Regions from separate parts of the Homo sapiens genome. Here region 1 is linked to region 2. A link is an interaction called in ENCODE POLR2A ChIA-PET data of the cell type or tissue named here. Cell type or tissue: A673. All regions are shown on one strand. Each heading gives the region's core, and the rest is flanking DNA. Links, peaks and the distances in the headings are about the cores only. Region 1 has its middle 96 kb from the start of GC. Region 2 overlaps GC (GC vitamin D binding protein).

What was found. ChIA-PET counts read pairs that join two places held together with the same protein. Peaks named below come from ENCODE experiments on the same cell type or tissue, not always from the same donor. Only the 100,000 strongest peaks of a DNase experiment are listed, where the experiment ranks them.
Region 1: POLR2A ChIA-PET joins it to region 2 with 11 read pairs; 2 of 35 experiments call an interaction of 5 or more read pairs at or near these places.

Annotation. Positions count from the first base shown.
Region 1 is chr4:71,873,716-71,885,584 of GRCh38, forward strand. No RefSeq gene overlaps it. Among named protein-coding and RNA genes, the nearest start is that of GC, 96 kb to the left of the region's middle. In A673, for the core only: no CTCF peak of the experiment used is centred there; a DNase peak (open chromatin) is centred at 4,876; H3K27ac peaks cover 4,116 bases.
Region 2 is chr4:71,766,257-71,778,125 of GRCh38, forward strand. It overlaps GC (GC vitamin D binding protein), which reads right to left. Exons shown (of 13, transcript NM_000583.4): 2 at 3,075-3,144; 3 at 2,045-2,177. Among named protein-coding and RNA genes, the nearest start is that of GC, 12 kb to the right of the region's middle. In A673, for the core only: a CTCF peak has its summit at 6,521; no DNase peak of the experiment used is centred there.

The DNA.
Region 1 (11,869 bases), core at 2,981-7,980, 110 kb after region 2:
ATTCAGTCCTAGATTTTTCCTATTCATTGTAACATATATCCTGATTCTACCTTTTTCACGTCTCAGATTTACTGTAATCTACAGAAGAAAAGCTCCATTTACAAACTAGTTTACAAATAGTACCTTCCAGAATGTTTAATAGAATGTAATGTCAGATGTAATAAACTATAATAGAATGTGACAAAAGAATATGAGATTAACAGCTTTTCAAATCCTAAAGAAAGTAAAAGATAAAGGGAAAACAATAGCTTTGTAAGGAAAGCCAAAATAAAAATATAACTATAACCAGGCATTATGTTTGTAACCCTATTAACTTAAATATAGTTAGCAATGAGCAAAGGAAATGGTGGTGGTGGCTCATGTTTCAAAAACCAGCAAAATAAGAGAAACACACAGTATTCAACCAAGGAAAATAGACTGTTAGCTCATTAGTAGCATAAGGGCTCCCCCCCTTTTTTTTTGGCTAATCAGATTTATTTCTCTTATTTTTTTCCATTATATTATGGCAAAAGTATACAGTGTTACTGTAGGTTTTAAGAGAAAACATGACATATATAATTTTTTAGCCATTGTATGTATAATGTATCAGTAGAAGAAAACAATGGAAAAAGAGGGGTAGGTAGTAAGGCAGATAAATTATTTTTCCCTTTTATAAATGTATACTAATTTACATATTTATGGGGTGCATGCAAGTGTTTGTTACATGCATAGACTAAGTAATGATCAAGTCAGGGTATTTGGGGTATTCATCAACTTGAGTGTTTATCGTGTTTATGTGTTGGTAACGTTTCATTTCTTCTGGTTACCTTGAAATATACATAATACTGTAGCTAAGTATATTCACTCTAGTCTTCAATCAAACATTAGAACTTATTTATTCTAACTAACTGTATGTTTGTATCCATAACCAACCTCTCTCCATTCCCAACTAACCCCCTACCCAGTCTCTGATATGGATTGGGTCTACAGGATCAAGGATTTTATCTCATAAATGAGTGAGAACATGCAATATTTGTCTTTCTGTGCCTTGTTTATTTCATTTAATGACTTCCAGTTCCACTCATGTTGCTGGAAATGACATGATTTGATTCCTAATTTATGGCCAAATAGTGTTTCATTGTGTATGTATACCACACTCTCTTTGCCATTTATCTGTTGATGGGCACTAAAGTTGATTCTATCTCTTAGTTATTGTGAATAGTGCTGCCATAAACATATGAGTGTGGGTATCCTTTTTTTTTATTCTTTTAATTTTTTAGGTTTTTTTAAAAAATGTTTTATCAGACCTGTCAGGGATGAAAGGTATCTTTTAGATATACTGATTATTTTTGTTTGGGTAGATAACACAGTAGGGGGATTGCTAGATCTTATGGTAGCTCTAATTTTAGTTTCCTGAAAAATCTCTATACTGTTTTCCATAGTGATTGTACTAATTTACATTTACACAAACAGTGTATAAGAGTTCCCCTTCCTTTCCTCCTTATCCTCACTTGTTATTTTTTGTTTTTTTAATAATAGTTATTCCAACTGGGGTGAGATAATATCTCATTGTGGTTTTGACTTGCATTTCCGTGATGACTTAAACATTCATGACTTAAACATTTTGAAAATTTACTTGTTGGCCATCTGTATGTCTTCTTTTGCGAAATGTCTATTCACGTCCTTTGCCTATTTTTAATGGGATTTTTTTCTTTTCTTTTTTTTTTTTCACTGTTAAGATGTTTGAGTTCATTGTATATTCTGGATATTAGTCTCTTGTCAGATGAGTACTTTGCAAATATCTTTTCCCATTCAAGACATTGTCTCTTCATTCTGTTTGTTTCTTTTGCTGTGCAGAGCTTTATAGTTTAATATAGTCCCTTTTTGCTAAGGATTGCTTCAGCTATTCAGGCTATTTTTTTGTTCCATATACATTTCAGGTTTTTTTTTTCTATTTGTATGAAAAATGATGTCGATACTTTTATAGAGATTGTATTACATTTGTAGATTGCTTTGGGTAATATGGTCATTTTAATGATATTCTCCTGATCCATGAGCATGGGATGTCTTTTCATTTGTCCTCTTCAGTTTTTTCATCAGTATTCTGTAATTTTCCCTTTAGAGATATTCCACCACCATGGTTAAATGTATTCCTAGGTATTTTATTTTATTTTTTGTAGCTATTGTAATGTGATTGCTTTCTTTTTCAGTTATTTCATTATTGGCATACAAAAGTTTACTGATTTTTATGTATTAAATTTGTATCCTGTTAATTTACTGAATTTGTTCATCAGTTGTAAGAGTTTTCTGGTGGGATCCTTTGGTTTTCCTAGATACAAGATTATGACATCTGCAAAGAGTGACAATTTGACTTCCTGTTTTCAATTTGAATACATTTTCTTTCCTTCCTGCCTTCCTTCGTTCCTTCCTTCCTTCTCTCCCTTCCTTCCTTCCTTTGTTCCTTCCTTCCTTCTCTCCCTTCCTTCCTTCCTTTACTTCCTTCCTCCCTCCCTTCTTTCCTTTCTTCTCTCCCTTCCTTCCTTCTTCCCTCCCTCCCTTCCTCCCTCCCTTCTTCCCTCCCTTCCTTCCTTCCTTGTCTTCCTTCCTTGTTTTCCTTCCTTGCCTTCGTTCCTTCCTTGTCTTCCTTCCTTCCTTCCTTGTTTTCCTTCCTTGCCTCCCTTCCTTCCTTGTCTGCCTGCCTTCCTTCCTTCCTTCCTTCCTTGTTTTCCTTCCTTGCCTCCCTTCCTTCCTTGTCTGCCTGCCTTCCTTCCTTCCTTCCTTCCTCCTTTCCTTCCTTCCTTCCTTCCTTCCTTCCTTCCTTCCTCCTTTCCTTCCTTCCTTCCTTCCTTCCTTCCTTCCTTCCCTCCTTCCTTCCTCCTTTCCTTCCTTCCTTCCTTCCTTCCTTCCTTCCTTCCCTCCTTCCTTCCTTGCTTCCTTGCTTTCCTTTCTTTTTTGCCTGTTAGTTCTGGCCAGGGCTTCCAGTACTATGCTGAATAGGAGAAGTGAAAGTGGGCATCCTTGTCTTGTTCCAGTTCTTAGATAAAAGACTTTCAACTTTTCACCATTTAGTATGATGTTAGCTGTTGGTTTGTCATATATGGTCTTTATAGTTTGAAGTGTGGTCCTTCTTTGCCTAGTTTGTTGAAGGGTTTTATCATAAGGCAGTGTTGAATTTTGTCAAATGCTTTTTCTCTATCTATTAAGATGATCATATGGTTTTTGTCCTTCATTCTGTTGATGTGATGTATCATGCTTATTGATTTGTGTATGTTGAATCATCCTTGCATCTCTAGTACAAGTTCTACTTGTTCATGGTGTATTGTCTTTTTGATGTGGTTTGGATTTGGTTTGCTAGATCCTTTGTACCTATGTTCATCAGGGATATTGGCTGAGGTTTTCTTTATTTCTTGTGTCCTTATCTAATTTTGGTATCAGGGTAATGCTGGATGTAGAATGAGTTAGGGACAAGTCCCTTCTATTCAGTTTTTTGGAATAGTTTGAGTAGGATTGGTATTAGTTTTTCTCTGTATGTTTGGTAGAATTGCACAGTGAATCCATCTGGTCCTGGGCTTTCCTTTGTTGGGAGACTTTTATTACTGATTCAATCTTGCTACCCATTGTTGGTCTGTTCAGGTTTTCTAGTTCTTTGTGATTCAATATTGGTAAGTTGTATGTTTCCAGGAATGTAACCATTGCCTCTAGGTCTTCCAGTTTGTTAGCATGTAATTGTTCATAATAATCTCTGTGCTCTCACAGTGGCACCTGCTGCAGCTGCTTAGGTCATAAGGATGTGAGTGAGCAGCTCAAGTTTCCTGTTTGGTGCAATGCTCTCCTGATTTGGGGTCTCCAAATGAGTGCCTATGCTAGCTAGTGTCAGGGTTCATGTAGGTAGAAGAGCTCTCTCATGGTTTGGATTGCAGCAGTCTGTGGTGGGCATGTGGACCAATGAAGTTCCCTCACTTACTCCTTTCCCATAATACAGACCCCATCTGGGCTCCCAGCAAATCTTGGCTGAGCTGGCTGCTGGCTTCCTCCTCATTCTGTGCCTCAGGTGTTTCTCATACTTCTCTGTTGGATTCTAGTGTTCTCACTAAGATGCTCTCTTCAAGATACGATAAACTAATGGCAATTTTGGGTCTTCTTTCTGGAAAGGGCAAGTGTCTGATGTCTCTAGTCAGCCACCTTGAACTGGAATCCCAGGGGCTTTTGGTACTAGACAAATCTCTTCATTTACAGGCAAGGGATGGGGGGCTAAGAGAAAACATGGGAAGCAAGAATCAAAGCCAGAACTTGAGTTCTCATATTCTGATTCCAAATCAGGTGCTTGCTACCTACCATGTGGCTTATTTAAACTGAATTTTAATTTTATCCATCTTCATATTTGTTTTACTCCCTGACTGGGGTATGTTAGTGGTATGTGTGAATATCCCAATTGTTGTGTATGCACATGGCCTATTAGTATTCTGTAATTTGCATGACTAAGTAAGATATTCATTGTTTGGACAAGAGAAAAAAAGGAAAGGAAATATGGAATGTAGGCCTTTGTACCATTTTTTTTCTTACTACTAAATTTTAGAATAAATTTGTCCATGTTGTAGACAAAGGCATAAGAACTCTGGAGATAATAAAATATAGCTCCTGGGTATGAAAGGAATAGATAGCTTTCTCTGATTTTAAGGATTATCATGTTTAGTTAGAAACTGAAATACTGTAGGAAAAGGCACTAAGTGCTAAAAATATAGGTGATTAAAAACAGATCCAAAGAGTGAGGAATAGCTCTTTCAAGTTATGTGTGCTTCTTTCATCAAGAAACACGGGGCAAACTTCAAGAAATAATTTATGCGTATGCTCCTGGACTTGAATTTGCATACAACCAACAACCTTAGCAGTAAATTACATCTTGCTGCTGACTTTTAAAAGCCCTTAATGTGGTAATAAATCCACACTAGGGTATAGAGTTTCAGTTAGAGAAAAATAGAGGTCTCCCTTTGTTTAGGGTTTGTGCTGATTCCTTTCCTTTCCTTCCTTCCTTCCCTCCTTCCTTCCTTCCTTCCTTCCTTCCATTCAGAGATTTTTGTTTCCAGTATATTTTGATTTTTGATCATCTCAATTCAGCTCATAAAATTAAAGTGAAGCCATAACAAAAATGACCAATTTGTTGGCAATTTTATAGGTATTTGGAATTTTGAGATATAGTCTGTGGCTGTATTGAATGTGAATACCAAGTGATTTACTATATCTCTTGAACTATTTGAGGGTAATAATATAAATGAAGATATCTTTCTTTAGAACTACCAAAAAATACCTTTGTATCTATCTCGCAGAAATTAAGATCTATAATTAAATTTTTAAAGTCTGAGGTTCTATCTAGCTTCTCCTTATAAAGTAAGAGTGTGACTTTAGCAAGTAGTTTAGCTTATTTGAACCATAGTTTCTTAACTGTAAAATCGAAGTAATAGTAAAAATATTTGTAGTTAGAAATAACCTGTGTCTGAAGCAATTTACAATTATATTAGATGGAAATAGCCTTGGATTTGGAGTCACAGTGCCTGCAGTCAGGTCCTGGCTTCTCCATAAACTCTATTTTTTGAAAAACCTGATTTTCTGAACTTCTATTTCGAATTTTACTTGTGATAAACTGTACAGTATTGCTGTGAGGAGCTACATATATGTATACATATATTTATATGTAAAAGCTTTTTTTAAACTGTCATGCAAATGTGAATTTCTTCTATTATTAAGTACTGAGGCTTTATAAACACACACACACACACACACACACACACACACACATGCATATATGGCCACACTGATATACCCTAAAGTGTTGTATAGAATTCTAATCATGGACTCCTGTACACTTCAGCAGGTATTTAATTGCTCAAAATGCCCTTGATGCTCTTTTTGAATGGAATTTAGAGCCAGTGTGCAAGCAAAACAAGATTATTTTATTACTTTATAGTTACACTTTATAACAGACATTAAACACTGACAAGCCAAATCTAAAATATTAGACTTCTCTCACATAAACATTCCAAAGCTCATTCTGGAAGTGAAGCTACAAGAATATAAATCTACACATGATTTGGGGAAGTTCATTTAAAATCCTTTAGCTTCAGGAGGCCGAGGCGGGCAGATCAGGAGGTCAGGAGATCGAGACCGTCCTGGTTAACACGGTGAAACCCGGTCTCTACTAAAAATACAAAAAATTAGCTGGGTGCGGTGGCGGGCGCCTGTAGTCCCAGCTACTCGGGAGGCTGAGGCAGGAGAATGGCCTGAACCCGGGAGGCAGAGCTTGCAGTGAGCCAAGATCGCGCCACTGCACTCCAGCCTGGGCGACAGAGCGAGACTCTGTCTCAAAAAAAAAATAAAAAATAAAAAATAAAAAATAAAAAAAAATCCTTTAACTTCAAAGCTAAAGTCCATTAAGGAAAGAAAAAATTTAATTTTAGTAAAAATATACTTTTCATAGAGGCAGCTTGGGATAAGAAAGGGCAACAGAGCGTGATTTACAAATGAATAGATAAATGCATCAGACATTCCCAGGTAAAGACAAAAGACAAAAAAAAAAAATTGAGTTTACATTCATTATCCTAACTGGCCCTGATTGTAGAATAAGAGTTGAGTTTGAGGGTTAATTCAGTTTCTGCAAGGAAAGTTGTGATTGTTACCTTATATTTTATGGATTAGGAACCTTATGCTCAAAAGGCTCAAGTTAGTTTGCGTTGGGTTTCACAGCCAGCAAGTAGAAAAGTCAGGATTCAGAACTGTGCTCTCTGACCTGCTACAGACATATATGTGATACTGTTTGAGTAGATATATTGTGTCAATTGAGTAAAATGACAAGTCTCAATCATTGTAGGAAATTTATTTGCCAAAGTTATGGGCTCGCTCAGGAAGACAGGTCTATGCCTTTCTCTGAAGATGATTTTGAGGGCTCCAAATTTAAAGGGGAAAGGGCAGGATATTGAGAAGTACACAGTTTTCATGTAAGAGGGGGCTTAGGGAAAAGTAGTCATTCATGCCTTTGTCTGGCTCAGAGAATCGCATTTTTTACATAAGATGACACAAACAAAAGGGTCAGAGGGAAAATGTGGAAATCTGCATTTTACATAAGATAACACAGACAAAATGGAGTAGGGGAACAATCAGATGTGCATTTGTGTCTGGTGGGCTGGGGTGACTGCACCTGTAAAGATAAGCTATCAATTTGCATTGCCATGGTGAAGTTTTAACAGCTCACTAGGAATTTCCTTGTGGGGAAAATATGGGGGAGGCTTGTAGCTTTTCGTCTTGTAGCCATCTCATTTAGGAACCAAAAGGGGGAAGCAGGTTTGAGTGACCCAGTTCCCAGCTTGACATTTCCCTTTGGTTAAATGAGTTTGGGGTCCCCAAATTTAATTTTCTTTCACAATTGAATGCTGCAGGTTAAAAATAAAGTGGTCTATAAAAATAAAATATTGTTGAGCTGAACTTTCTTCTTCCAAGTAGGAAAGATACCCACCAATGCCCTCATATGCATGTAGAAGGAAACCAGCACTCCCTTTACATGTCAGTTCTCAGGCATGTTACTTTTATAACTAGACGTAAGAAAAAGAACTGTCTGTAGGGTGCTCCCTGTATAGTTGGCAATAACTATGTTTGTACACGCAGTTTTGCTACCGGTCAAAAATCCTATCAGGATTTGATGAGAATCAAAGAGCTCATTTCGTAAGGAAAAGGGTCTTAATTTTCTCCTCCGTCCCTGGCTTTTCATGACTGTATGTACATTTGAGTGGCAGTTTCATTAGAACAAACCAAGGACATGAAGGAAGAGATACTTTCTTTGGCCAGATGTGAATTGTTGGGTTAGAAAGAACCAGGCACATTTCTAGGTGAATAAAACATTTGAATATTACAGCAATTGATTGTATTTTTGTACTCTCCTTTGCTACTCAAAATTTAAACTTCTCTATACATGCCCAGTTTTTTATAAAAATAGTATTGGGTTTATAAAATTTAAATAGAAAAGTAGACTGTCATAGGAGCAAGGTATGAAAATGATAATTGTTATATTTGAACAACACTTAATTCTGTGATACATTTTATTTATTATAATAATTTTTATTTTAATTTTACAATACATATTGTTGAACACCAATTTATTTGCTGTAGCCAGGACACAAGAGGAAATAATATGTATTTTAGCTCTGATCATAGAGAAAACGCACTAACACATATACCATCTTATTCTCCTTTTTGGAATGAAATACAGAGGCTTGACCATTCTTTTCTACTCTCCACCTCCAAGATTTATTTTGTGCACTGTTATTTTTTTGTGATTTGAACAATGAATTATAGGGGCAAAATAAGGTGCTTACCATGGCTGCTAAGAGGGCCAATAACCACTGATATACCCACAAATCTCAGCTTAATATTTTCTCCTTCAAATATGTCACTCTTTTTATACTCTTTAATGAATGAAATAGTCATTTCTAGTTGTTAAAATCAGAAACTTGGCATCATCCTTGATTCCTCTTCTGTCACTCCTCCATATCCCTACATTCAGTCACTAGGAACTGTCAGAGGTGTTCAAACCAGAGCAACTCCACTTTGAGTGAGGGCTAGGAAAACAAGGCTGAGACCTGCCGGGCCGCATTCCAGAAAATTAGGCATTCCTAGCCTCTAGATGTTTATGGTTAAGGAAACAAATTAATGATGCTTACTGAAACAGACCCAGACTTGGGTGAGTCCAGATATCCTGATATCTGGAGAACAAGGGCATTCCTAATTTTACTTTAAAGATCATGATATCGATTCTTGCAAAATATAGTAATTAAGGAAATTAATTCTTTATCACAAACCCTTGTAGCAGAGCACATCTCCCTAAGATCTATTTTTATCATGTATATATACATATACATATCCAATGCATATATATGCATTGTATATATATATATACATATATACATACATATACATATATATATGCATTGTACCTAGGGCAGATGCGTTCTTACTTTCAGGAATGTCCTTCTCTGTCTGTGAAGTAGCCGTCCTTTCACCACTTTATTTTCTTAATAAACTTGCTTTTACTTTGCAGTGTGGACTCACCCTGAATTCTTTCCTGGGTGAGATCCAGGAACTCTCTCTTGGGGCTCGACTGGGACCCCTTTCCCATAACAGAACTATTGATGCTATCTCATTATTGTCTTGAGTTTTCTCCATATAGGCCACTCTCTTAGTTCAGGCCATCATCCTTTCTTGCTTTGGTTACTCCATAACTTCTGAATGCTTTCCTTCTTTTTTGTTTTGCCTTACTACATTCATTTCTGATTTTGGCATTTCATATTTTTTTTCCTTGCTGACTGGAAATATATGCTTTCTTCACGATACCAAGAATATATGCATCTCTTTATTAATGACAACTATTACTAGACCACAACATATCCGTATCCTGTTGCTTGAAGACTTCCTTGGAGCCTATTGTATTTCTGTTCTAATTTGGATACTGTTCCAGGATTGCTGCTAAACTCTTATTCTTATAAATATACTTTTTTTCCATGGGAAGTCTTGGTTTAATGCCATTGTTTCTTGTATCCTACATGTTTTCTTCTTCCTTGCATATACTTTTATGGGAATCTATTTTATTTTATTTTCTTTTTTCCTTTTTCTCTTTCTCTCTTTTTTTTTTTTTTTTTTGAGACGGAGTCTCGCTCTGTCGCCAGGTGAGTGTAGTGGCACGATCTGCAACCTCTGCCTCCGGGGTTCAAGCAATGCTCCTGCCTCAGCCTCCTGAGTAGCTGGGACTACAGGTGCCCGCCACCATGCCCGGCCAATTTTTGCATTTTTGGTGGAGATGGGGTTTCACCTTGTTGGCCAGGATGGTCTCAATCTCTTGACCTTCTGAGCCACCTGCCTCAGCCTCCCAAAGTGCTGGGATTACAGGCATGAGCCACCATGCCTGGTGTGAATCAATTTTCAAGAAAATTCTTCAAAAGGGTGAAACTGATAGTAAACTTTGAGTGTTTACATATTTTTATTTTGTTTTACATGTGGAAGTTTATATTCAAACTAATTTTCTCTCAGAACATTAAAGACATTGCTCCATTGTCTTGCATCATATAGTGTTGGAATGAGAAGAGCATAATGCCTGTACCTTTCTCTTTCTTTTGTAGATGATCTTTTATATTTTTTTGTATTTCCATGGAGACCTTAAGATTTCAGTATAATTGGAGTTGTGGGATTTCACACTGACCAAAAAAACACCACACCTCTCTGTAGGAATAGTTATTACAATCCGGAGTATATAGGACTTTCACAAAAATAGACTACCCTAAAATGAGATCCAAACTGAAAAATTACAAACAAAATATAGAAAAATATCCCAATATGAGAGAGACATGGGATATATAGTAGACCAAAGAATTATTCATCCTTTATCCCAGTAATCTAAGGTGTTAGATAAACCTTGTAGAGGTGACAAATAATTAAGTTTAGAGTTATTTTAAAATATAAATAATCATAAAACCATATGAAAGTTGTACATTTTAACAAAAGGCATATTTGTCAAAGAACCAGATCAGCCCAGCAATAAGAAATCGTATTGAAATTTTAAAAGACTCTGTATATGGTGGACAAATTAAATAGCAAATTAGCCATAGCTAAAGACAGAACTAGTGTGTTGAGATAAGGTACTATGGAAATTACACACAACGTCACACAAATCTATAGAATGATATAAAACATGAACGTGAAGTTATGAGATAAGGAAGACAGAATGAGAACATCTGACAAATATCAAGTAGAAACTACAAAAGGAGTAGTAGAATACAAAAAGGTGGCGTGGTATTTGAAATGATAATAGCCAAAAATATTTCCAGAACTTAAGAAAAGTACTAATTTTCATACTGGTATTTAGGAAGTATATAATCGATTCATATTAGACCTCTGTGAAGATCACTTTTTCTTTAAGAGTCCTTTTAAATGTGCATATTCAATTCAAACTCCCTTTGCCTGGCTAACTCTTACATATATTCTTCGTATATATACTTAGATGCCATCTTCTATGAGAAGTCCTCTGTGATCTATTATGTTTGAGTAGGAGCTACTTGTACCTGTGCTTCCTGTGATTACCCAGCATAACACTTCTGGTTACTCAGTTTACAGCATCCCACACCAGATTCTCATACATTTTCTGCTTAGATGTTGTTTTTAACAGTAGAGTGTTTACATCTTTCCACTGTTGAATTTCCACTGACTACCACATAGCAAGCATTCAATATATTTCACACCACATCCTGAGGCTCTGAAGTGCAGGATAATTGCACAGAACCTCAAAAGAAGTATTGAGGCAAGACTTCATATACCATTTTGATGCATCACAAAGTCAATACCATACAGTAAGCTGTAGAAGCTATAGATGAATGTTATCATTTAATTTTTAGTGTTATCAGATTTAGGGAAGAAAATGGATCTTATATTCATCGTGGTAAGAAAAAGATTAAAATATTGTGGCCTTTATGAAAAGATATTCACCTATAATGGTGTTTCTTAAGCATGATTAAATTCACAAACCTCTTTATTATCACTACATTTACTTTAGATTCAGAGGGTACATGTGCAGATTTGTTACATGGATATATTGCACAATGGCAAGGTTTGGGCTTCCAGGGTACCCATCACCCAAATAGTGAATATCATACCAGCAAGTAATTTTTCAACCCTCAACCTCTCTTCCATTCTTCCCCTTTTGGAGTTCCTAGTGAATATTATTTTTATCTTTATATCCATGTGTACCTATTGATAAATCTCTTTAAAAGAAAAAAGTTTATGAATCTTCATAATATATTTTGTTTATGCATTGAAAAATTTATAAAGGTTTATTAAAGACAGCAAAAATTACTTTACT
Region 2 (11,869 bases), core at 4,185-9,184:
ATTCTGTTTCAGTAGGTCAAAAATAGGGCCTGAAAATCTGTTTTTCCCAAGCTCCAAGATTTATGTGCAGGTGCAGTGTAGGTTGAAAACCACTGATGCACCTGCATTTACTGCTTCAACAATGATACACTGATACCTGTGAGCAGACTAAGCACCATCAAAACAATCGTAGCATCAAAATGTTCTTTTTGGAAAAATTTCATATTTGAAATTAAAATCTAAAATAGAGTCACCATAGAGGAAAAAAGAATAGAAATAGTCATCATGGAAAAAATTACTTTGGGATTTATATGGGAAACAGTACTTTGACATTCTTATACTTAATTTATAAGTTAGTCATCTTTTTAAGGTAAAATTTCTAAAAATCTTTTCTACCAGTGAAGAATGGCAACGTGATGAATTACTTATGTAAACTAACTTCTCACCATCTTCCGTACCATCCTTTCATCAGATTCGGAGAAGTTAAAAATTAGACTCTTTTTCATCCTATCTCTCTTTTCAGTCCATCTTTTTCCTTTCCATTCATTTCCCTGGCAACCCTTCTTTTTGCCTTTTTAAAGTTATCTTCTTTCAAGTAAAAAAAGGTTGACAAAATGTCAAAACACTTTTCAAAAATGTTTTGAACAAGCAGGAGAAAGAGAAATATATCATGCAAAAAATATCAATGCCATATCTGTTTTCTTATGCTCCAGGATTGTAGAGACAGATCATATCTCTGATCAAGGGATGTATTAGCAAATATATGAAATAAAATAAAAATGTGCTCTGTCATGTTGATGATTTGACGCTTTCTTATTTTAAGGTGGTACAGAAGTTCAGGTTAAAATAAAAAATATTTATGAACTTGGTGGAAGAAAAGGATTATAAAATTCTGAAAAAATAGATAAGGGACAGGTAAAGCAATTAATGGGTAAGAATATTCATTGTGTAGAATCTATTCTAATCAGATCTTTGGAGCATTGTTTCTGTATGATATCTGCTGAAGGCTTGAACAGTGAGACAAATCTGTCTGTAAAAGCCTTTATCAAAATGCATCTAAATGTCATTTGCATCAGGCCTGACGACTGCATTAATAAATTGCTGAAACTCCTTAGATTTAACCCTTTTCAGCTACTGTCTGAACATGTCAGCATTTTAATTTTTGCATAAGTGCTATAGGGGAGAAACCTAGAATTCAGTTATGTGCATACAGGGCAACTTTTGAATCCTCCTTCCAAATTTGAAACCAACACTAAATTATTCTGGAGCACTTGGTACCAGTCCTGGCATGATGATAAAAGAGGATAAAGCTATGATCAGGTTTTTAAGCTATACACAATATTTTAGAATTCTTTCAAGAGGTTCATGAGCTGATATATATATATATATTAAATTATATAATATATAAAATGTATATATACATATATATTTAATTTCAATAGTTTTGGGGGAACAAAACTATTTTGTTTTTGGTTACATGGCTAAGTTCTTTAGGGGTGATTTCTGAGATTTTGGTGTACCTATCACCGGAGCCGTGTACAGTGTACCTAATGTATAGTTTTTTATCCCTCACCCCCTTCACCCTTCTCTCCAAGTTCCCAAAGTCCATTATATCCTTCTTATGCCTTTAAATCCTCATAGCTTAGCTCCCACTTATAAGTGAGAACATACGATATTTGGGTTTTCATTCCTGAGTTACTTCACTTAGAATAATGATCCATGGGCTGATATTTGAGAAGATCAAATGTATGGTGATAAAAACTTAGGTTTTAGAGTCATATCTGGATTTATATTTTATAACTCCTTCTTGCTAGCAATGTACATTTAATAAATCACTAAATTACTCTATGACCCAGTTTTCTCATTTGAACCTTGTAGGAATAATGGGTAATATTGACTCATTATGTTAGAATAAACCAGGCTGTAAACACAACAGGCTTCATATTTCCCCCAAACTAGGAGTAAATGGAGTTGCTGTCTAAAATTTTTTCAACACGTGGTATAAAGGCCTATTTTGGCTTCCTTCTCTGGGCTGCCACAGAGACGGCCAGCCACAGAAACCTACCCTGGTGTCATAGCAGTCAGGGTCAGCCCCTTCCGCACAGCAGGCTTCGGTCAAGGAGACAACTTCCTTCACAAGTTGGCTGACCTGTTCAAACGTGCCACTGGGAAATTTTCTACTGTACAGGACTAGTGACCTGAGGGGAAAATAAGACAATATATCAATTAGAACTGAAAGGTTTTTTTTTTTGAGACGGAGTCTCGCTCTGTTACCCAGGCTGGAGTGCAGTGGTGTGATCTCAGCTCACTGCACTCTCTGCCTCCCAGGTTCAAGCAATTCTGCCTCAGCCTCCCGAGTAGCTGGGACTACAGGTGTGCACCAATACGCCCGGCTAATTTTTGTATTTTTAGTAGAGACAGGGTTTCACCATGTTGGCCAGGATGGTCTAGATCTCTTGACTTTGCGATCCACCCTCCTTGTCCTCCCAAAGGGCTGGGATTACAGGCGTGAGCCGCCGTGCCCGACCAGAACTGAAACTTTCTTTTTACATTTTGGCACATTAAAATATGAAACCTGTTCAATGTTTAAATGAAATATTGTACACATTTACTTCTTTATTTGGCTAATGAAAAAAATGAGGTTTAATTTAAAAAGCAGTTTTTGTTCTAGGCAAATTTATCTTGGAAAGCAGTAGAAATTGAACTTAGGGCTTCCATCAAACCAATCTGGTGTTGTCCTTCTTAAGCCTCCCCAAATGTACTTGCTCTGTACCTCATTGCCTTGGTTTCCCAGATTCCTAGAATGTACAATTGCATTTTAATGACCTTAGAAAGCTATGCTTTACGTATTATCTTTGAACTCATTCATAAACTTACTGGTGACAAATTCTTAGACTGTGGTAATCAGAGGTCATCTGGAATCTCTGGATGTCCTTAATTTGCTTGACTCCTGTGCCTACCTTGGGCCTGGGGCTCTGTCCTCTTACTCTTGGCAAGGATTAAGGATTAACCTCCATGCTGAGTCAAAGTTACCTCACACTCAGTTTTGTTCAAGATCAAATCACCAACAGAGTGAGTGGCTGCTGCACACTTACAGAGATGTGAAGTCCTCCTTTCCCAGATGGGAGAATTCCTTGCAGACTTTATTCTTTTCATAATCCCGGCCTAGGAGGCAGAAATAGAAAAATTTGTATGTGTCCCCTTTTGATGAATATTATGTTACATGTACATGTATAAAGTGATCTTCCACGTGGCCTACAATGAAAGTCGTATTTTCTCAATGTCTATATGCAATTTCATATTTTGGGGGCCTTTCTAGCTCTTCTCTCATAACAGGCCACAATTTTATGACATTCTGTTATATTTTAGTCACCAGCAGAACAAAAGGAGAGAGTAAACTAATACTGAACGTAAGTGAGTCAAATGATACATGTCAACTAGTGAGTCAGAAGCTATTGATATGGCAACTATTAGGTCCTATCTTTATAATGATACCAAAATGAGAATTTTTCTCCTTCCCTCCCTCCTTCCCACCCTGCTTCCTCCCTTCCTTCTTTTAATGTCTCAGTTTTACCTAAGGCCTGAAAAGAAAAACAGAACTACAAATAATTGGAGACTGTCTCCACTCCAAGGTGAGGGGCTGGTGCCACTAATGCAGGACTTTAAAGGAGGTACAGGAGAGTTAGTGCTGCCACCCATGCTCTGCTACTTGGCTCCTGGCTGTCTAAGGGAAGGCTAGGAATTCAGCTGGGGACAAGGTGGAAATCAGGCAAAGAATATTTTAGACAAAGTGTGGTGAGTCTGGGGGATGGTGGGAAGTGTTTCCTTTCACTTTCACATAGTGACAAGGGCTTCAAGAAACCACTCAGCGCTTGACAGGGAGCTCTTGGAATTTGGGGTGTAATGGACAGGTGTCTGATTCAGGCTGGAGAAATCTAGAGGGTGATGGGCTTGCTAAGTGGCCTGGAGAACAAAGCAGAGGACTGGGTGGGAAGTTGTCATGTGACCTGCAGACCTGATGTAGCTCAAGCAAGAGAGCGAGCTGGCTAGGAGTTGTCTTAAATATATTTCCCCCAGTCCCAGCTCTACCCCCAACAAAGTGCTATCTACAGAGCAGTGGACTGCCAACAGTTGGGTCTCTGTGTGGAGGTAGACAATTTGAAAACCAGGGGCCCAGAGGAGAGTCTTAAGGTGCCAGCTGCATATGAGAGATCTCCAGGAATAACAAGGGAGAGAGATCACAGAAGAACACAGTAAGAGAAAACGGCAGCTTTACACATCTTGGTAACCAGAGGAGACAACCTTGGCTCACCATGCTGCCCATTGAATTTTTTGCCCATTGAGTTGAGTTTTTCCTGCTGCTATCTCTCTTACTAGCTTCTCCTTTCCTGTGTTAGCCCTGGAGGAGGTAGAAGCAGCCTAGAGCGTAGGAGGAAGGAGGAAAAGAGAACAGGCAAAGGAGACAAGAGGCAGGTATCTGTGTCTTCCTTTCCCACCACAGGCAATAGAACTGAAACAGGCCTGAATGGGGTAGTAGCTTCAACTTTCAATGAATTAAAACATTTTTGACTATTAAATGTAACTAGCCATTCTCATGATGAAATGACATTGGTATTTGAGAGGGAACAGAAAAATCACAGTACCTGCTCTTGAGTTCATTCACGCTACAGGGAAGAGCTAGTTACTAATCATGAGACCCCCTTGTTCAACATGTCCATCACATATGTAATAGGGCGGACACATCAAAGTCAGTCAGTGTTCTCCTAACCTGACTCATCATTTATGCAAATAAGCCCAGGAAATTTCCCTCCTGTGATGTTATATCTTTGGAAAAAAATGTAGGAAGTATATAAATTGCTTACTCTGTTTTAAGTGGCTTTAACTTTTAGTGGTTTATCCTTCTCACTTTAAGGGTTGGGAAAGTCATCTCAGGTGATATGATGGTAACTGCTGTCAGGCTTTAATCCCAAAGATTTCCTCTCCTCTCTAACAGTTACAATTTTATGGAAGACAGTGTAAACATATGCCTGGGTGGAAATTTCTATTTGATGGCTTGCAGTGGAGGTGGTGGTGATTAGATACAGACTTGAAAGGGTTGTATTTTTTTTTTTAAAGATTCTCTTTAGGACTCATCAGATTAATGTCACCTGTTTAATGTCAGATTGCCTGTAGAGGAAGCAGTCGCAGCATGTACTTTTTTGGATGGATACCCCCCCAAAATATTTTTGAGGTGAGAAAAGTCGGATTTGATAATTGTGAGAAAAAGACATTCTTCAGCAGCACTTTTTAACAAGAGACCTACTCAAACACCCTCAAAACCACACAGAAGGTGGAAAATAACCCACATACCTGAATCCTGAATCTGATGTTATTCTGGCAACTAGGACAAGGCAGTAGAGTTGATAAAGCTAATTGTTAGTGGAACCAAAAAAACCACTTGCAACAAACCTCTGTAATGTCTGAGAACCTTCACATCTTGTACATTTTCTGAAATGTATTGATTAGTTTACAAGGCTGGATATTGTGACACGTTCAAAAGGTTAAGCAAGGCAGAAAACTTCCATTAATCATTAATGGTATTTTATGGAATTGAAGACTAGAACACAGAGAAGAATAATTAGGGCTAGAACTGTCCTCATGTGGTGATGAGCTGTACTTACGATGTCAAGAGTTGTTTTTAGTTTGCTCCTAAAGCAGAGCTAGGAGAAATGTCTGGCAGTTACATGGCAGTAGATTCTAGTAAGAAATCTTTATTCCAACTGTGTCTATTTTATAACTGAAATGAAAGCAGCCTTTTGAAGAGGTGAGTTTGTTTTATCATTGTAAATATCAAAATAGATTTAAATAACCATATATTGTAAAGATCCCTGAATTTAGTACAATGTATCCTCATCATCTATAAGATCACTTGCTGGGGATTATAATCTAGTCTCTTTTAAAAATAGCGAGAGATTATAAGGAATATTTTTTCCCAAGGCTTACTGTATTTTAAGACATACACAAAATAGCCCTAATAAGAACTTCTTTTCCTTATAATAAATAGGAGCTAAGTTTGTTTAAATTCCCCCCTACAAAATGGAAGAGTTTATTTTTATTAGTACTTCTCTTGTGACCATTCAATAACATGCAAAGTGAAATCCTGTATTCAAATGGGGTACCCCCGATGAACATTTTGAGAAATATTTTGTTTCTAACCTTCCAGATTCTGATTTCTCATTTCACTAAAAATGTAAAGTTTCATTTCATATATTATGGGAATGTGAGTGTGCATGTGAAGGTAGTGTAACTGGGCACTGCATGTTATCCCATTAAATAGTTTGAATTTATTTAACTATTTGTGTTTGCACACAGCACTTTAGAATTCATGGGCATTATATACTGCTTTAGTTAGAATGCAAACTGATGAGAGAAAAGTGGGAAACTAGATGGAATGAATAAGGCTTAAAGAGGTTTTGAAACTATTTTTGCTGGAACATTCAGCCTTGGGCATAACAGGAAGCAAGGGAGGAAGCTCAAGAGGGATATTGAGAAAGCTCAGAATTAAAATATAAAAATAACCTGTAGAGGAAGCTGTTGCACCATGATCTTTCAGGTGAGCTACCCAAAATGTACTTCTGATAAAATAATTTTATAAATTCATTTGCCCAAAGAGAAGATATCTAGCTTACAAGACAAAGCCAATGTATGTCAATCATTGTCTCAATTTTCAAATACAGCAAATAAATACTAAAGTTAATTTGCAATGTGATTATTACTAATTGATTCCCCATTCCATGGAATACTGCTTAATAAATGTTTTTGGTGTAAAACCAGTTGAGCTCACTCCAATTCATATAGTTAATTCCTGTCTCAAATGAACTGTAAAATTATACGCTCTGTTTTCAAATGTACCATTCGGTTATAAAGAAGGTGATTTGGACTTTGATATGGCCCTAGTAAATATTGGCATAATCTTAGTGACTCTGATGAAATCACTTTCACATGAAGTGACCCCCCACAGTACTAAGTGTTTACAAATTTCACTAACAGAATTTTTGCTTTCTGCAATAGCATGTTTCACTTTTTATCTATATTGTGAAACATTCTGGTAAGTCTTGTTTAATTCTGAACTTTTGAAAGCCAGTGTGATTTATTTTCAGGAAATCTTTGCTGCTTCAGGCACCTTACCTCTGCCAACAGAGTTGACAATATTCATTCATACATGTAACAGATATTTTTTGAGGCTTACTTTGTGCCAGGCATTGGGTTCAATATTGAATTTGAACTTACAATGGAACCCAAAATAGACACATCCTTGCCCTCATGTAACTTTCGTTGTAATGGGGATAGCTAATAAGATACTGCTTTGTTACAAAGTTTATTAAAGTAGGTATTTGGATGCCTTCACTATTACTAGTCTTTCACTAAAACCTAATTTGGCTCCCTAGAACAGTTATTCGTATACCAAGTACATTAATGGATCCTAAATATCATTGACATAAATAAGTGCTCGTACAGGATGCTAGGAACTATCTCAAGTTGCTGTTTTCCTATTGTGTTCTGGAGAATCATGGGCTTTAACAGCTCTGTTGGGCATTTTATATTTTCACAATTTCATTTCTTTGGCATTTTTATTTCTATTCTGTACTGACAGACTCATCCATGTCAGAAAAGCTCAGTATATTTGTTAGTATTTTTTTAAATAAATTTACCTTTTAAGAATATGGTTTGCAGTGTTTATTCAAACTAGTCAGGCATGATATTGTTCATTTCACAGTAGTGAATTGACTTAAATAGTAAACATTATTGAGCTGGTTTAGGAAGCTGATCTGGTTATAAGAGATTTCTGTATCACTAAAAATATTGCCAATGAAAAAGTTTGAGCTTGAGTCAATGAAAAGAAATTCAACCCTTTTAATACTAAACCCAGAGACCCACATGACATCTATAGATAAACTAATCTAGAAGTTAACTGTACCTCTTAGGATGATATCAGTGCAACAAATTGAGCGTCCTTTCAGACTTTGAAAATTCAAACACAAACGAAAACAGCAAAAGATATATAGTCAATGGGTTAATTACTCAGAAACTGCAACTGCAATAGGAGACAGCATCACAGACTCACTCAAACTAATGTCCTTGGGTTCACCTCGGGTGGTAGCCTGTCCTTTGTGACACTTACCAAAGTTCCAGAGGAAGCATTTTTTCTCCATGCATTTCATCCCACCTCTCTTTCCTTTTGTGGGTTGGTTACCTCCTCATCTGTAATTGCTTTTGTAGGGGTAAAGATAGAGGGGGAGGTTTGCCTCTTCCACTTTTGGGATGGGTAAAGGTGATATCCCCTGCATTTAATTTGGACGCTTAGAACACATTGAAGCACTTAGATTCTACAGCAATATAAATATAAATAATAATAATATCATGATAACAATTAAAATTTGAGTGCCAACAATTTGGTGGTACTGTTCTAAATATTTGACATGTATTACTTGCTTTAATCTTCACAAAAATTTTATGAGGTTTGTGGTTATCACAGTTTACATCCCATGTTTACTACCTATTTTTATGCATCATTTTAAGAACTTCATCTCATATTTAAATTATTTCTATGAAAAATTGTACTTTAACTTCTAAATAACATATAACTTTTTGAGTACATTTTGTCCATGAGTTAGAGAATTACTCTATTGAAATTTAGTGATATTCTTTTTATGGTATCGAAAGATTCATTATTATTCATGCCTGTTTAAAAATCTTTATCTTTGACTATCAGTCCTGGAAAAAAGTCATTCTTATTCTTCATTTTCTTCCCCGGCCCTTTTTTTTTTTTTTTTTAAATGAAAAAGTTTGCAGGGTTTGGCACAGGAAAATAGAAAGGTGAGCAGATTGGTTGAAAGACTCAGGCGCTTTGGTCTTAGTAGTGACAGAGACTTGAAGTAATACTCACTAGACGTTTGCTAATAGATCTTATAAAGGCAGCATATACTAATATTGCCTTTAAGCAAAATTGTCTTTATTTTCCATGAAGGTTCTTTCAGGGCAAAGATCATGTCTAAATTTTTAGGTCCTGGATGCCTGGCACAATTCTGGACATTCCCATAAAAGTCACTTCATTAAGCAAGTATTATAAAATCTGAAGAAAGTATCATTCAACAAGGGCTGGCACAGTCATAGTTCCACATGGCACTCCTTTGATAAGGTGATATAAACAGTAAGTGGTGGTGATTCTGCCTCCCTGGCTAGCCATGTATGATCTATCTCAATTAAAACTTGAGAAAATATCAACTCAAAATGGATTAAAGGCTTAAATGTAAGACCTGAAGCTGTTAAACTAATACAAGAAAACATAGGGGAAAAGCTCCATGATGTTGGTCTAGGCAATGAGTTTTTTGGACATGACGCTGAAATTACAGGCAACAAAAGCAAAAAATAGACAAATGGGATTGCATCATACTAAAAGGCTACTGCACAGCAAAAGAAAAATTAACAAAGTGAAGAGACAACCCACAGACTGGGAGAAAATATTTGCAAACCACATATCTGATAACAGGTTAATATACAAAATATGTAAGGAACTCAAACAACTCAATAACAAGAAAACCAATAACCGATTTAAAACATTAGCAAAGAACCCAAACAGACATTTCTCAGAAGAAAACATACAAATGGCCAACAGGTTTATAAAAAATGTTCAGCATCAGGAATCATTAAGGAGATGCAAATTAAAACCACAATGAGATATCACCTCACACCTGTTAGAATGGCTATTGCCAGAAAGATTGAAAGATAAGCATTGGCAAAAATGTGGAGAAAAGGGAACTCTTTTCCACTGTTGGTGGAAATATACATTAGTACAGCCATTATGGAAAACAGTATGGATGTTTCTCAAGAAACTAAAAATAGAACTACCATATGATTTAACAATACCACTTCTGGGTATATATCCAAAGAAATATAAATTAACAGGTTGAAGGGATGTCTGCCCTCCCATGTTTACTGTAGCATTATTCACAGCTACCGAGATGCTGAAACAACCTAAGTGTCCATCAACAGATTAATGGATAAAGAAAATGTGATGTATTTACACAGTTGAATACTATTCAGCCTTAAAAAGAGAAGGAGGGGAATTCTGTCATTTGTGACAACATGGATGACCCTGGAGAACATTATGTTAAGTAAAATAAGCCAGGTACAGAAAGAAAAATACTGCATTATATCATATATGGAATCTGAAAAAGTTGAACTCACAGAAGAGTAAAATGATGGCTACTAGAGGCTGCAGGGAGAAGAGGAGGGAGGGAATGAGGAGCTGCTGGGAAAATAGTGCAAAATTTCAGTTAGACAGGAGGAATGTTTTGAGATCTATTTTGCGTCAGGGTGACTATAGTTAATCATGTATTTTATATTTCAAAATAACTTGAGTAAATTTCAAATGCCTCAGAAAAAATGATAAGCAGTGAGATGGTAGAGGAGTTCATTGATGATTTTATCATTCCCCATTATATATAGATATCAAACTATTCCATTGTGCCCCAGAAATGTATATAATTATAATTTGCCAATTAAAAAACAGTACATTTTAAACCAGAAAACACTGTACATGGGTGATTTTCTTTCACTGTTTCCTAACAAAATACACGTCTTAATGACTACTGAAGTTATACTGTATAAACCGAAATCAAATTATGCAATCTAATGGAGAGGATATATTGGATGTGTATCATTATTTATGTCTCTATCATCACACATGTTTTTGTCAAACAGATCCCCGAGCCATTTAAATGCATTTGAAGTCCAACAGATTGCATTATCTTGTATAGGAAAATTTCTATTTCAAAGATTAGTAATTTATCTTTTTAAAATTATAAAAAGTAGATATTTATATATTAATTTTTAGTATGGCCAAAAGAGTTTTATGGTGCTTGTCTGCTATAGTGATGTGTTAGCAAGAATTTTTTTTTCATGAATGGAATATAATTTTCTAATTTTCTTATTAAATCCCAGTAAGAAACTGAAGGCTTATTATTGGACAATTGTAAGAACTGTAATTTAAATGGGAAATTTCACTATCAAGTACTCAATGCTATTTTGTGTTAACCATTGTGATATACATTGCTTTAAGTGCTTTTATAGCACTTCATTTGTCTTAGTAAGGCTAAAGAGAGCCTTTTAAACAAATAAATTAATAATGAGCTTTGCAGTATCATGTAGATGGAAAATGGAATGCCAATGTTTTCTATAGGATATATACTAGATATTACATTCCAATTGCCACCAGGATATAATTCCTTAGATATATTTGCTAAGAAAACTTAAAAGGAACACTCACTTCAATGTTAGCCTAGTCAACAATCCAACCATGTATTTTGTTATTTATATTTTTTAAAATCTAGTATGCAATTGTCAAATAAAAGTATTTTCATTTTAAAACCAATTATTACCTAACATTTGCAGCAGAACTGATAATATCAAAATAACAAATTTACTTTCGTGTAGTAAAATTTGAAGACTGAAATGGTTATTCTAAGACTGTGCTCTTGCTATTGTATTTTTTAATAGATAAAAAAATCACAGTTATTTCCATATAAAAATATTTTCACTCATAAATGGGAGTCGAACAGTGAGAACACATGGACACAGGGAGGGGAACATCACACACTGGGGCCTGTCGGGGGTTGAGGGCTAGGGGAGGAATAGCATTAGGAGAAACACCTACTGTAGATGGTGGGTTGATGGGTGCAGCAAACCACCATGGAACATGTATACCTATGTAACAAACCTGCAGGTTCTGCACATGTATTCCAGAACTTAAAGTTTATATATATATAAAAAAAAACAAAATAAAACCCACATAGGAATTCAGCTGCATCAGCAGATATGAATGTGAAAGACATGTATAACTACATAACAC